Linked DNA regions of Mus musculus: region 2 is linked to region 1. Evidence: chromatin loops called from intact Hi-C (ENCODE). Cell type or tissue: left cerebral cortex. All regions are shown on one strand. Links, peaks and the distances in the headings refer to the core of each region. The heading gives the core; the rest is flanking DNA. Region 1 has its middle 17 kb from the start of Tmed3. Region 2 holds the start of Gm2396 (predicted gene 2396).

What was found. A loop is a pair of places that touch in the nucleus more often than their neighbours do. Peaks named below come from ENCODE experiments on the same cell type or tissue, not always from the same donor. Only the 100,000 strongest peaks of a DNase experiment are listed, where the experiment ranks them.
Region 2: a loop joins it to region 1, with 8 times the contacts of the local background. A loop is called at or near these places in 3 of 42 quality-filtered maps.

What each region holds. Positions count from the first base shown.
Region 1 is chr9:89,684,381-89,691,705 of GRCm38, forward strand. No RefSeq gene overlaps it. Among named protein-coding and RNA genes, the nearest start is that of Tmed3, 17 kb to the right of the region's middle. In left cerebral cortex, for the core only: CTCF peaks have their summits at 2,097 (motif pointing left) and 3,427 (motif pointing left); DNase peaks (open chromatin) are centred at 2,090 and 3,402.
Region 2 is chr9:88,934,558-88,941,882 of GRCm38, forward strand. It overlaps Gm2396 (predicted gene 2396), which reads right to left and starts at 2,785. Exons shown (of 26, transcript NM_001378764.1): 1 at 2,687-2,785; 2 at 214-284. The coding sequence starts at 2,711. In left cerebral cortex, for the core only: a CTCF peak has its summit at 3,939 (motif pointing right); no DNase peak of the experiment used is centred there.

The sequences.
Region 1 (7,325 bases), core at 1,442-6,441:
ATAAAGATAATTTTGTGTGTTTACAATTATCATATATATATATATATATATATATGTATATATACATATATACATATATATATATATATATTTCCTTTGGGGCCCATGTCAAACAAACAAAAAACAATATGCTAGGGCTTTGGCACACCAGTAAATGTCTTAAGCATCCACATCTTTTCTGCATGAGAAGTAAGTCCCCTGTGACACACTTCTGTGGCACAGATCACTGGCTGTGAATCTCCCTTGACGCCTCTCACCCTCTTTGCTGAGCTCTCAGGAAAGTGTATGCACAGGCCCGTGTTTTAATGATGCAGAGGCCTTGGTAAAAATCCAGGCCTCTTTGCTCATCTTTTAAGACACTGTTGCCATTCTTAGAAGAGAAACTGGCCAGCACTGGCCTATTGCCCATCCTTAATGGGGCTGTCGGTACAACCCTACAGGCAGCAAAGGCCAGAATGTTTCAACTAGGCACTAGCAAGTCAATTAGACACTTTTTCTTTTCTTTTAAAATGTGTCTCTGTGGATGTTCAGGTATCTGTTGTGTGTAGGGTGGGTATGGAAGCCAGAAGCCAGAGGAAACATCAGGTGTTGCTCGTGAGGGTGAAGTTGAAGACCTTGTTTTTCGAGACAGGATCTCTCCACAGGACCTGGAGCTCACTGAGCAGGCTAGAACTGGCTGGCCAGTGATCTCCAGGGATCTGACTATCTCCAGTTCGTCACCATTGCAATTGCATGCAAGCACTTGCCACCACAAGCAGGTTTTTTTTTTTTTTCTGTCTTTCTTTCTTTTTTTCCTTTTTTACAACCATGCCAGCATTCAAAATCAGGTCCTGTGTTTGTGAGACAGACACGTCACCAGCTGTCCTCTTTTTGTTTCTGTGGGTCCTGTGCTACTCCTATTTCTGACTTCCTGTACATGTTTTTTGCTTACAACATAAAACTAGGTTTTGCTTTGAGACTCGATGTTTTGTGATTTAGTTGTCTTCTGATAGCTCATTTTCCACTGTCTACTGGCCAGACATGCTTGGTGTTAGGTCTTATGTTACTTTTTAAATATTTATTTATTTATTTAATGTGTGTGAGTACACTATAGCTGTCTTCAGACACACCAGAAAAGGGCATCAGATTCCATTACAGATGGTTGTGAGCCACCATGTGGTTGCTGGGACTTGAACTCAGGACCTCTGGAAGAACAGTCAGTGCTCTTAACCACTGAGCCATCTCCACAGCCCCTTATGTTACTTTTAAGCAGTATATCACTGCTTCAAATTTGTAGAAATTATTAAATAGAATATATATTTAATTATACACTCATATAAATACACACACACACACACACACACACACACACACACACACACACCTTTGTAATTTATCCAGGGCCTTGCACACAGTAGACAACTACTCTACTTCTGAGCTACATCCATCCTAGACCTAGTGATTTTTAAATGAAGAAGCCAGGGTAAGTTTCATTGGAAAATGATTGTGAGCAAAGAATCCTAGACAAAAAAATACAGTAGCCTTGTTTCTTTAAAGGCAGTCCTTAATATTCCATGAAGGTGGTTTATACTAGCCAGTGAACAAGAATGAAATGAAGAAGTACGATGCCGGTAATGAATTCAACGATGCGCCTCCAAGCTGGAGAACAGTGTCACAGCTGTATCTTCTACCAGTGAAGAGCCACATATAAGGAACCTCAGGATTGTCCTCTGTAGACACATAAGAGGGAGTGTTGCTTTTAGAAACATCCTGCAGCATTGCTCCTTCTAGGTTTCTTTTGTTTGTGTGGATTTTCCTGCCACATTCATTGGCTTCCACTCACTACCCCTAACACAGTCAGGGATTTATCCAAAGAGCGCACTGACTTCCTTAGTCTCCTAGGTTCACAAGACATCAGAATTTGTTTGGTTGTGTTTCTTACAGGCTCAGTAAATGTTAAGTGTTTTCTCCCTCGTCTCTCTTCCTTTGTATTTTGTTTTATTTTTCTATACACTTTTTGAACCAAGTACTGTAGATGTTTTGATTATAAGCATCTTTGTTGTGAGCCATTCTGCCTATTATAGGATGTTCAACACTGCCACCCTCTGGCCCTGACTCTACCTACTAATGCCTCTTCCTCCTTCCCAGCTGTGACAGCCCAAAAATATCTCCAGACATTGCTCTATGCCCCTGAAAGGTAACATCATTCCTGGCTGAGAACCATCCTGTGTTTCTTTGCATTTCTCATCTCAGTGAGAGAAGATGAACTTTTGTTGGGGGATGAACTCATGCGCCTAAAGGGGCAGGGCAAGGAATACATGAATTCCAGTATCTTGTATAGCTCTCAGCCAGCTCAGCTTGGCAGGTCACAAAAAATTTCCCATACATTCTCTCCCCTCCATCTGCCTCCCTAAGAGCAGCATCAGTGCTCTGAAAATGATCCCTGGACATGCTTTCAGTAGGTGATGGATGGATGGAGCCCAAGCTCCCTGTTAGCACTGTGCCAAAACTCTTCCACATGCCTTGCCTCTTCTCCATTTTTACTGCTCATCTCATAACTGTTCCCATTGTACTGCTCCACTGGTCCAGCCCATGCAGGCCCTTGTTTCCAGCCCCAAACACCTCTGGAAAACTGTGCCTTGTTCCCACTGATTTTCCTAACATGACTCCCTACTTCAAGTCTCATCTTGGAAACTACCTCTCCTAAGAAGTGTTTTTCTGACCTGCTCAGCTCAATGGCCATGCTCTGTCTTGAACCTGGACCTTTATCATCCTACATACATAATGCATAGATGTCTATATGAAGTGTTCAATGAGTCTGTAAATGGCTAGTTTGTTTTTTCTTGCTGGTGTTGCTCTACACAACATTTTAGCATATTGAAAGTAAATGAATGAATGTTATCACTTACAAACCACATTATAATTGAGATGAATGAGAACAAATGATTGCATTTAATGAGAGAAAACTGGGGTCTGGGTGGGGGTGAAGACTTTGTATTTAAGAGTCATCTGAATAACAATTAAAGTTAACACACACTGACTCTTGTATGTCAGAGGTAATGGTTATTTTTTTGCTGCAATAAAATTTTTTTCCAAGGTTAGCAGCACATAATTTTTTTAAACATCATTTTTTATGATTTTTTTTTTTTTTTTTTTGTGGCTTGGAAATTCACAAGGGACCTATCTGGATGGTTCTGGATCAAGTTTTACCATTAAGTCAGTGAAGGTGCTGTGGGCTAAGGCTGAGAACATTGGACAGATGACTCTAACCAGCTCTCAAATTCTATGACACTCCGTGACACCTCAAATAGTCCTGAGATTCCTGCATTATGCGTCCCTTGAGGGCCATGCTCTCTCTGCAGCTGCCAGAGTGGGGGAAATGCACCCCGCAGCAGTCCTGAGGTGCAGGTGTGCTTTATTGGTGGGTCTCTACTGTCCTCTTGTGGTCATCTCTCATATTGTTGCAGTTCTAAGAAAATGACAAAATTCAAGTACTTGCAGAAAAACCTAATTATAGCCCTAAATGCAAAGCTTTGAAGGATGTTTACTCAGAGCCATGAGAGATACACAGGCTTTGAAAGGTTAGGTTTTCCGAGAGTAAACCACTTAGCCGCCCCCCCCCCAAACTATTAAATGCTATGGTACATGATACGGTACAGTGATAGATGAGAAGTGTACTTCTATTTACTATACACATCACCTTGAACACACCAACACCACCTCCATCGCTATCACCACTATCACCATCACTACTGTTGCCATCATCATCATCACCACCATTATCTCTTCCTCCATAACCACAGACATCAGTGCGTCATCGCACCATCACCACCCTCATTTATCCATACCACCGTCACCAGCATTACTGCCACCATCTTACTAAGAACACCATAACCTTCATCAGTATGACCACCGTGACTACCATCACCACCACTGCCATCACACAAAACACCATCATCATCATTATCCCATCATCACTACCACCTTCACTTTTGTTTGTTTGCTTGATTAATTGATTAACTTTTGAGACAAAGTCTCCCTGTTTAACCCTGGCTGTCCTGAAACTCTTTCTCAAGACCAGGCTGCCCTTGATCCTACAGAGACCTGCCTGCCTCTGCCTCCACATGCTGGGATTAAAGGCATGTACCACCACCACGCAGCTTGTTGTGAATACTTCCATCCCAGCTATCACCACCAACTACTCCATCACTGCTGTCCATCCCCTTTGCCACCACTCTCATGGTTACTGCAAACACCACCCCAAATTTGGAGCTGCCAGACAATGGGGACTTTAGGAATGGAAGTTAACAGAATCAACGCAAATAGAACAGATTAGCTACAGAACTACCATTTTTATGGGAGAGTTTACTTTGTTATGAATGTCGACAAATACCTTGTTATTATCAAAGCCCCACAACAGCCCTAAGAGATGAGACAAAGGAGTTATTCCACTTTTGTGTTTGCCTTGCTTTGGGGATATTTATACAAAGAAATACAAATGGAACATAACAAACACCCACATACCTGCCACCTAGAACTGACAGGTATTAATATTTTGTCATACACATCTCAGTTTTTAGAAGATGGAGGAGGAGGAGGAGGAGGAGGAGAAGGAGGAGGAGGAAATGCTCCACTTTTGAGTGGACATGTCCTTTGTAGCTCTTCCTGCTACTGTTTCTCATCCTCCATCCCAGTGATAACTTTCCATTTGATATGATTATGCACAATCTGTGTTTTATCTTTTTAATATGTATTTGTAGTATATTTTATGTATACACACAAGCATATCTTTCTCCTAAGAGTACAGTCTTCTGCATGCTTTTAGTGAGAAGTGCAAGGTATCACACTGGAACACTTTGCAGGTTTTTTTCACTCTTCAATATGCTTTCAATATCATTTCATACAGCTGTGTTGGGAGCATTCCATTCATTTCCAACCATAATAAAGTATCCCCACATGTAAGCCATCCACAGTTTGTTTATCCAGCCCCCTCCTGACGGGCATTTGGATTGTTCCCAATGTATCATTCCATACACTGTGCTGCAATGAACATCATTATGTATGTCCCTTAATATCATATTTAATTACAAATGAGGAAACTGAGCCTCAGACAGGAGGGACTATATGATCTTGCCATCTTCACACAGCTCTCAAATGACAGTCAAAACTGGATCATTATCAAGCTACTCCATCCTCCAAGCATATTTGTACAGGCCAGTATTTCATAAAGGATACAAGAGGGAACAATGATAACTAACCCAAGCTGTGAAATAACCAAACTTGATAAAATGATGATTCTGAGTAGAATATAATTAATTTTCAAAGCAACATATACTGAGAATTGGATGGTATCTACTCAGAACCACTGGTCATGAGCTGAGCTGTGTTTGTGTCAAAGATGTATGTATCAAGAGAGTTATCTGCAAGCCATAGACAGAGACCTCAGGCTCCTGGTCTGTGAGAACGTGGGTTAGTGATGTTCTGTTGTGTATGCTGGTGCATGTATGCATGTGTATATGTGGAAGCCAGAGACAACCTCAGCTATCATTCATCAGTCACTGTCCACCTACTTTTGAAGACAATGACTCTCATTGGCCTGGAGCACACCAACTCAGCTAGGCTAGCTGACCAGCTCTGGGCATGCAAGTGCACACCACAACATCTGGGTTTTGTGCTGGTTCTAAGGTTCCAAACTTGTGTCTTGTTTCTATGTGTTTGTGAACACTTTAGCAACTGAGCCCCAGATCCTTATCTTTTAGGTGTTTAAACATCTGCCTACTCTGCTCGCAGAAGACAGGACTTTTCTATCCAATACTTCAAAGCGGCCATCGCAGTAGCACAAGACTTAGAAAAGACAAAGCAGACAGCCCCAGCTCCAGCGTCCACCCTTGTCCTTAACCAATACCTCCTTCGTTAGGTGGCATGGGAAGTTGCTGCAGCTAATCTTACTGACTTACTAGAAAGATAAGTAAATAGTTTTTGTCACCTTAGATTTGCTAGCCAGATGGCCCTGTTCAAAGTTGATGACGTTCTCTGTGCTGTGTTCCTCATCCATAAAAAGGAATGTTTACAGTCTGCATTACAGAGCGAGCTAGGTGTTGTGAGCTCGATGCTACCCACAACGCAGTAGAACTGGAGTTGGCATAAAGCAGGAACTGCTTCTGAGTTTCCCTAGTCATTTAAGTTAGTATTTCCCCAAATTCTTGGTAAAAATAAGATTTGCATTTATATTTTCTCCTATCTTTTCTCACTCCTCTATGTTGCTATGCTTAAATTGCTAAGATTTATAAAATTTATTCTTAGTGGATTCTTCCATTGTTGTCTATGGAAATTAGCAGAGGAAATGCTTGTTCACCAGCTGCCCTTTTCTTATTGGCTTACAGTCATTGACACGGTGATGGGTTTCATACAGACATTTTCATTTAATTATGTCATATACTTAGATCATATGCATCTCTATGCATTCTCCCCTGCCCTGCATAACACCTTTTCCCAGACAGTATTACTTCTAATATCATGTAATAATACATAATTAATCACACACATATAAATATATATTATATATAGTCATATATATTAGACAGATAGATAGATAGATAGATAGATAGATAGAATCCAGGATCTATCCTCTACCTTTTATATAATGGCTTACTCTGACTCAAGAGTTTTTCTGGGAAGAAAGTTCATTCAAGAATGTGTTTTGTGTATCCTATGTCATTAATTTCTTTAAAATTTAGGCTGGCTACCCATAGATTTTGCACTGAAATGACACGACTTTTTGTCTATGGGTCTGGCCTGGTAGTGCATATCTGTGATTCCAATACACTGGATGAAGAGGCAGGAGGGTCATGACAAGTTCAAAGTCAGTCTGATCTAACTAGTGAGTTCCTGGACAACCAGGAACAGAGTGAGACTCTGTCTAATAAATACAAAGGAAAAGATTTTAGATCTGTAATAGGCTGAGTTTCTCTTAGTCAGTACTTCAAGGTTTACTCCCAATAATTGTCCAAGAGAACATTGAGTTTCCACAATTTTTCTTCAGTAGAGGACACATTTCTTTTGTTGTTGTTGTTGATAATGGTGATGATGATGATTCGCTGAAGACCAGTAGCTTTACTGTGTCTCGGCCACTGTTTCCTGAAGTGCAAAGTGCCCATTGGAACCAAGGATTGACATCTCTGGTTTTATTAAAGCTTGTTCTGTTTACTTTAGGAACACAAGTTATCTGTATGATGGATCTGTAGATGGTCTGCATGTGCAAATCTTTCTGCCCCTCTCCTGGTCTACTCTGGGCTGGCTCCTTGGGCTTTCTTGGTGTCCCTCCTGTGATCAGTAGTTCTTCTTCT
Region 2 (7,325 bases), core at 1,197-6,196, 750 kb before region 1:
AGAAGACAATCTGCCCTGACTCAAAGTCACTACCTGATACAGTTCTGTTAAATCACCAATCTGATATAATTACATTTCCTTCTCTTCCTAAATAAAATATTTAATACATGAAACACTTAATCAACTTTACTTTTTCAAGTGTGCTATAGTCATACAAACATGAGGGAATCATTAAAGTAATTTTCTCTTATATAAAGGAAGAGGGTTTCTTACGGTCAATGAGGATTTTGTACACGGATGGTCATCAGTTGAGAAGGGTGTAACAGTAGATTGTTGAGGTAAAACTAGAGGGACAGAAAGTCACTGTCAGCTCATGGCATCATTTATTTACACAAGCAATCTTGACATCGATAAAAGTATGCTGAGTCAGTACATGTGATTAGATTTAGTTAGGCTACTTACTATTGGGCTCTCTTTCCTGATGGTGAGTATAGGCAAAGACTAGAAAACTAAAAAGCTTTTTTTTCCTTTTTTTTTTCTTTTGCTTTCTAGAGGATGGGAATATAAAGCAACATAAGGGTCTATGGTTTAATGTGTAACTACCTAGTGCATGTATTCAGTTTGGGAGGGAGCACATCCAAGGGCAACTGTTGGTATCTAGTTACGCCTTCCATTATTTGGGGTTCTGGGGTTAGAATCAGAATATCTGGTGCAATGACAAGCACCTATACTATCAAGACATCTCACTCTCCTCATTAAAATAAATGTCACGATGAAACCACATATTATCATCATTTCCTTTAAGCATTTTGAAGCCCAAAAGGACTGAAAAATCTCTTCATCACATCTCACAAGCGTACTTCAACCTCCATCAGTTGACACATTCTGATTCTGCATTCATCATAAAGAACACAGAATTTTAGCTTTTTAACACATACATTTTACCGGGGAAGTGAATTTAGTATAAGGGACATGGTGTAACTATATTGATCCATTCATCCTTTGACAAGCAATAATTTATTGACTCCTGGGAAAAAATAATAAGTGCCCTGTGCCTCGTTTCTCCTTTTGTACTCATGGGCTTTGCAGCATCCAGATTAAAAAGAAGAGTGATAAGGAAGAGGAGCATCTGGATCCTGCTGGCCATTCAAGTCCTCTAACTCAGCTCTATGTGAGAGTTGCTCCAAGGGTAATGGGGGCTCTAAAAACTGGGTAGATATTCTGAGTACTTGTGTCACTCTCCCAGGTTGTGGCTCACAAGGTCTCTGAACTTTTGAGGGTAACATTTGTATTTCCATCAGATATCAATTAAAGATCTCTCTATTCGTAGTTGGCTTTAGGCCAGGTGTGAGGATAAGGATCCCAGTCCTAAGCATCTGTGAGCTGGCGAGAAGTGCTGGTACTTCCTTGCAATGACTAGGCTGAAATGTGACAGTGATGTAGCAGTATCTGTCCTGTGATAAAGTGACCATGGATTTGATGTCATAAAGTAGATAATGCCTAGGACTTCTACAGACTTGAGACATCCTGACGTGTACACTGGTAACCTACCATCTTGGTTAATTAGCTTTTCACAAATATGAACCTCTTTATATTTAGGTTTTGCCCAATTCATCAAGAAAGTTATAGCTCTCTGAAGGAGTGTCAGGATAAATAAACCACATCACACGTGAAAACAGCAGGAAGGGTTAATACATCTTTTCAGCACCATGTTTCTACACGCACAGAACGATTACCTCTGCATACAATTCTTTTTGTTCACCATATACGAACACTATGCTCACGGATTTCTGTAAATAGTTACTGACTCTCTAATTAGTTCACCAGCCTAATTCATCTGATTCTCTACTTCATTTGTTGAAATAGCGATCAGTCATTCAGAACAAAATAATCAACTTATTGGGTGATACCTAACTCCAAATAGATGTGGGTCATAATGTTACCTATTTGGGATATTTACAATTCAGAATAAATCATAGATTTGTATTTAAATTTTCAATATGGAGTAGGTACACACTCTAAACCTTCACATATATGGACGAGACATACCTACATTTTAATGAATAAAGTATACCTAGTAAGAAAATGACCGGGAATGTTTGTTAAAAATGAAAATAGGCACACATTATAGTGGAAGATTTATATCATAATTTATCCCACCACTGTAAAGCCACTCCAATTTTCTGAGGTTTATAATTTAAATACTGAGAACCTTAGTTATTTCTTAGTATGTTTGTGACATAGTGTTACAGTATTTATATATAGGAATGTCTATGAAGCACAATCTTGAGGGAGGAAATACAAACATATACAGACACATATGTATATACAAACACATTAAATTCTAAAGTTTAAATTCAAAATACTTTGTAGACTAAAATATAATATATGACAAAACATAATTCTAAAGCCTGGTGTGGTGGCGCATGCCTTTAATCCTTGCACTCGGGAGGCAGAGGCTGGCATATTTCTGAGTTCGATGCCAGCCTGGTCAGCAAAGTGAATTCCAGGATAGCCAGGGCTACACAGAGAAACCCTGTCTCAAAAAGAAAGAAAGAAAGAAAGAAAGAAAGAAAGAAAGAAAGAAAGAAAGAAAGAAAAAGGAAGGAAGGAAGGAAGGAAGGAAGGAAGGAAGGAAGAAAGAATTCTAATAATACAGCAATTGTAAGTATTTACACAAAATATTTTGAGAAATATTAACCAGTCTAGTTGAAGCAAAAGCACTAAATGGATAGTAATATCATACCTCTGGTGTCACAACAGTTCCCCATTATACTCAAATTCCAATACTATTATCGCTCTGTAGTTATAGACGTGTACTTTGGGCAAAGTCTCAAAGTATACTGGCACTCAGCACTCAGGCCTGAACATAACTAGGTACGGGTCAGCCATAAGTCACAGAGCTTGCATAGTGAACTCATAATCATACCATGACAGCCAACATCTGCTACTTAGGCGAGTCTGCTCAGACAAGATCAGGACTACAGTGTGGGTTATTATAAATGCCAATGTTCTTGATCTAAGAACGATCAACTACAAAGTTAGTTTTCTCTCATCTGCTTACATGGTTCTAAAGAACCCTGTTTAAATGCCTACTTCACAGAGGTCTTTTTCGATCACTCTCTCACACATCAAAATGTGAGCTGTCAGCTACTGCTCCAGGGCCATTTTTGCCTGTCTGCTGCCTTGCTCCCTGCTATGATGGCCATGGATTCTAACTCCCTGAAACTTTATCCTCTAAGTTAAATATTTTCTTTAACAAGTTGACTTGGTCATGGTGTTTTATCACAAAAAATAGAAAAGTAACTAAGACAGCCACTAACCAGTCATGTTTGTCTAATAGTTCAATTAAAGACATAGTTAATGTAGAAAAATTAATTGGAGGTTTCTACCCCACTTTTGATCATTTACCTCCCAAATAAAGACACAAAACTTTTAAATTTATGATAAGCCTTAAAAGCAGCGCTGGGCAGATATCCACCCTTTATGCTAGTCAGTCTACTTTCCAGTCAATGACCCTCAGGGACAACTTGCCATGTTTCTCATGGCCCAATCCTTTCCAAATGTCTGGCCCTCATTGTCATGTTCTCACTTTCCACCTACCCCTTGCATCTTCTTCCTTCCTCTTCTCTTTTCTCTCCTGGTATCCTCTGCCTCAGACCCAGAGCCCCGCACCGGAAGACTTGCCTACCTCTCTTCTGCCCAGCTACAAGCTGCCAACCTGTTTATTTGACCAATCGCTTTAAACTAAGGAGCAAGTTGACATAGCATCACTTGGTATATGTGATGATTTTCTCATCACCAAGGGTCTCCTCATTGCGGGCAGCCAGATCTTGGGGACCAGCACTGATCACTACAATGCATAGTCAACACACAATTAATACTGGAAAGCAGAATAGAAAGATTAATAAATTCTTTTTAATTTTTTTTTCAGCTTCAACCCTACTGGACTGCTTTCCATGAAGGGTGTCCTGGCTTCTCTTCTGCATTCCCACTGAGCACCACAAGATGGCACGCTATGAAAGCCTGTCTACTGACTCCTCCACCAAGACCATCCTCAGAATCCTATGAGGTTTAGTTTTAAACAAAGTCAAGAAGTATCTATAGCTGGGAAGTGCTGGTCAAGTTATTTCCTCCTTCTGAGCTCCAATCTCTCCTTAAAAGTGATATGGTACGTTTCTTGCCAGAAAATTAGTCCTTCTTCTGGTTTAACCAATGGTCCTAGCTTGTTCCTTCTCCCGGCATGAGATTCTTGGCATCCTCTGTCTATGCTGTCCAGTGCCAAAGGGACTAACAAAAGCATCTCTTCATAATATTTCACACATGCCAGGATGGTTAGAGAAGTAGATGCTTTACACACTTGGAACGTTCATTGCCTTGAGCCCTTACACTTCCTCCTCCCTCTATAGTTTCCAGGGGTGGCAGAATAGAATAGTCACAACGAAATGATAGAATTTACCACTCATCACTAATTCTTCACATCTAAACTAAGATCTGCAAGTGAAACTCAGTTCTAAGGATAGAAATTTCCCCTCAGTGGGAGGCTTGGCTAAGTGTTTAGGACTTCTGCTTTATGTCCAACCCCTGCTCCTTAAAAATATGTGATACCTAAAGTGGCATGAGAAACGAGAAGTGGGAAGAAAGGGTTCTGGAAACCCCCAAGATTTTCTCATGGTAGAGACATATGGCGATTAAATCTACCTACAACTAGGGTTGGTGCCTGAGATGACAAAGCAAGGGGATTTCCTTTGGAACTTACCCTTGACTAGATAGATAAATGCCTCCCAAAGGTTTTATGGATAACTGTACTGACAAGACTAAAAGTATTCTAAATAAAACAACCTCTTTTCTTCCCTTTGGCGATCAGATCATTAAAATAATGGTTCCCTATAAATTGGAATTTTCTCTGAAATATCATGGCAGGAATAGACAAATGGCTGAGGCCCTTATTCTAGCCAGAGGGGAATGCTATTTTCTGAGACTTCACTCTCCATCTCATTTTTCCAAGCCCAAGCTTTGGATGAGTGTTTCATCTCCACAAATAGAAGTTATCAACTTTCCTTCTTGCCTCTCACTTCCCTGTTGACCAGCCACATCTTCCTGAGCAGAATTTTAGTAATAGGTGGATATAAAACCTCCAGACTGAATTTAAAGGAAATGGGAGCATAAGGATTTAATAATATAGTAAATTCTTGGGACAAGTATTAGAATGTGGTGAAGCTACAGGAGGGTACAAATCGAGGGGGAATTTTTTCTTTTTTAAACATGAGATGAATTCTAAACTACCTTGCTAATGATGATGTCTCAGCAGTGAGGCTAAAAGAGAAAGGATTTGTTGTCTTATGTTGTGAACATAGGAATAAGAAGGAATTCTAAGGGAAGTAATACCAAGGCCATACAGAAATACAATTCAAGGTGCAGTTTGGTTTTATCCACCAACAGAAGAGCGCAGTGGGATTGGATGGAGAAAACACTGTCAACTTAGCCAGCACGTTGCACCTCTAATCTCGATGTTCCACAAGGAGCAGTGGTTTCTTCCGTCTTTCAAGACCTTTCTCAGTGGAGCCAAAGCTTATTCCTCCAATAGCACTGAATTTGAATCTGTTATATTTGATTTGATCTGGTTACTCAGCAGTGACAAAAGAATTTACTGGAAGGACTCTGAGAATTAAAGGGGATACAAATAGGAAGGGAAAAAAGGGCAGATTACTAGATTCAAGGATTCTACCAGCAAAGTACAAACACTCTCAGCAGAGTAGCAGGATATAAAAATCACCATACAAAAAAAAAAAAAAAACATCTTCCTATTTATAAATAGCAAACTCACTGGAAACAAAGTTGGGGGAAATCCCATTCATTATAGATTTTTTAAAATTGTTGTGAATAAAGTTTGGAGCTGAGACAGAAGGAAGAACCTTCCAGAGACTGCCCCACCCGGGGATCCATACCATAATGTTAGCAGACACTAACACTATTGCATATGCAAGCAAGATTTTGCTGATAGGACTCTAATATAGCTGTCTCTTGTGAGGCTATATCTGTGCCAGGAAAATACAGAAGTGGATGCTCACAATCATCTACTGGATGGAACACTGGGCGTCCAATGGAGGAGCTAGAGAAAGTACCCAAGGAGCTGAAGTTGGCAGCAGGAGTAGGGAGCAGGGTAGGGGGAGTGTATAGGGGACTTTTGGGATAGCATTTGAAGTGTAAATGAAGAAAATATCTAATAAAAATTGTTTAAAAATTGTTATGAATGAGCTTACCCATGGAGGTAAAAGATCTCTACAATGAAAATGTAAGAAAATAAAAAAAGAAATTGAGGAAGACACAAGATGACAGAACTACCTCTTATCCGTTAATAGGCAGAATATTGTGTATATTGCTATGTCACTGAAAGCAATCTTCATATTTAAAAAAATCCTCATCAAAATGGCAATGACATTCCTCACAGAATAAGAAAAGGAAATCTACATTGCTGTATGACCTGAATAGAGGTTTTTTAAATTTTGTTTTTGTATTTATTAGATAGTTTCTTTGTTTATATTTGAAATGTTATCCCCTTTCCTGGTCCTGTTCACCAACCCACCCACTCCTGCCTCCTGGCCCTTGTAGTCCCCTACTGGGAAATAGAGCCCTCACAGGACCAAAAGCCTCTCTTCCCAACATTGACCAACTAGGCCATCCTCTGCTACATATGTAGCTGGAGCCATGGGTCCTTCCATGTGTACTCTTTGGTTGGTGGTTTAGTCCCTGGGACCTCTGGGGGGTACTGGTTGGTTCATATTGTTGTTCCTCCTATGGGGCTGCAAACCCCTTCAGCTCCTTGAGTCCTTTCTCTAGCTCCTCCATTGGGGACCCTGTGCTCAGTCCAATGGTTGACTGAGAGCATCTACCTCTGCATTTGTCAGGCACTGGCAGAGCCTCTCAGGACACAGCTCCTGTCAGCAAGCACTTATTGGCATCCACAATATTGTCTGGGTTTGGTGACTGTATGTGAGATGAATCCCCAGGTGGGACAGTCGCTGGATGGCCTTTCCTTTAGTGTCTGCTCCACACTTTGTCTCTGTATCTCTTCCCATGGGTATAAGAAAAGGAAAATTTTTAATGGTAAGAAAAGGAAATCTTAAGCCTCATATGGAGGCACAATGCTCTTAATAACTTATGCAGTCCTTAGTAGAGACAACAGTATGGGATATGACACATATTCCACCTCGAATTGCATTACATAGTTATTGAATATAAAAAAACAAAAACAAAAACAAAAAACAGCATGGTACTAACAAAATAGTTAGGCTACAATAGATGAGTCAGGAATAAAGCCATTTAGTTATAGTCGTCTTGGTTTGGAAAACGCTGTCCAAAATATAAATTGGAGACAAAATAGT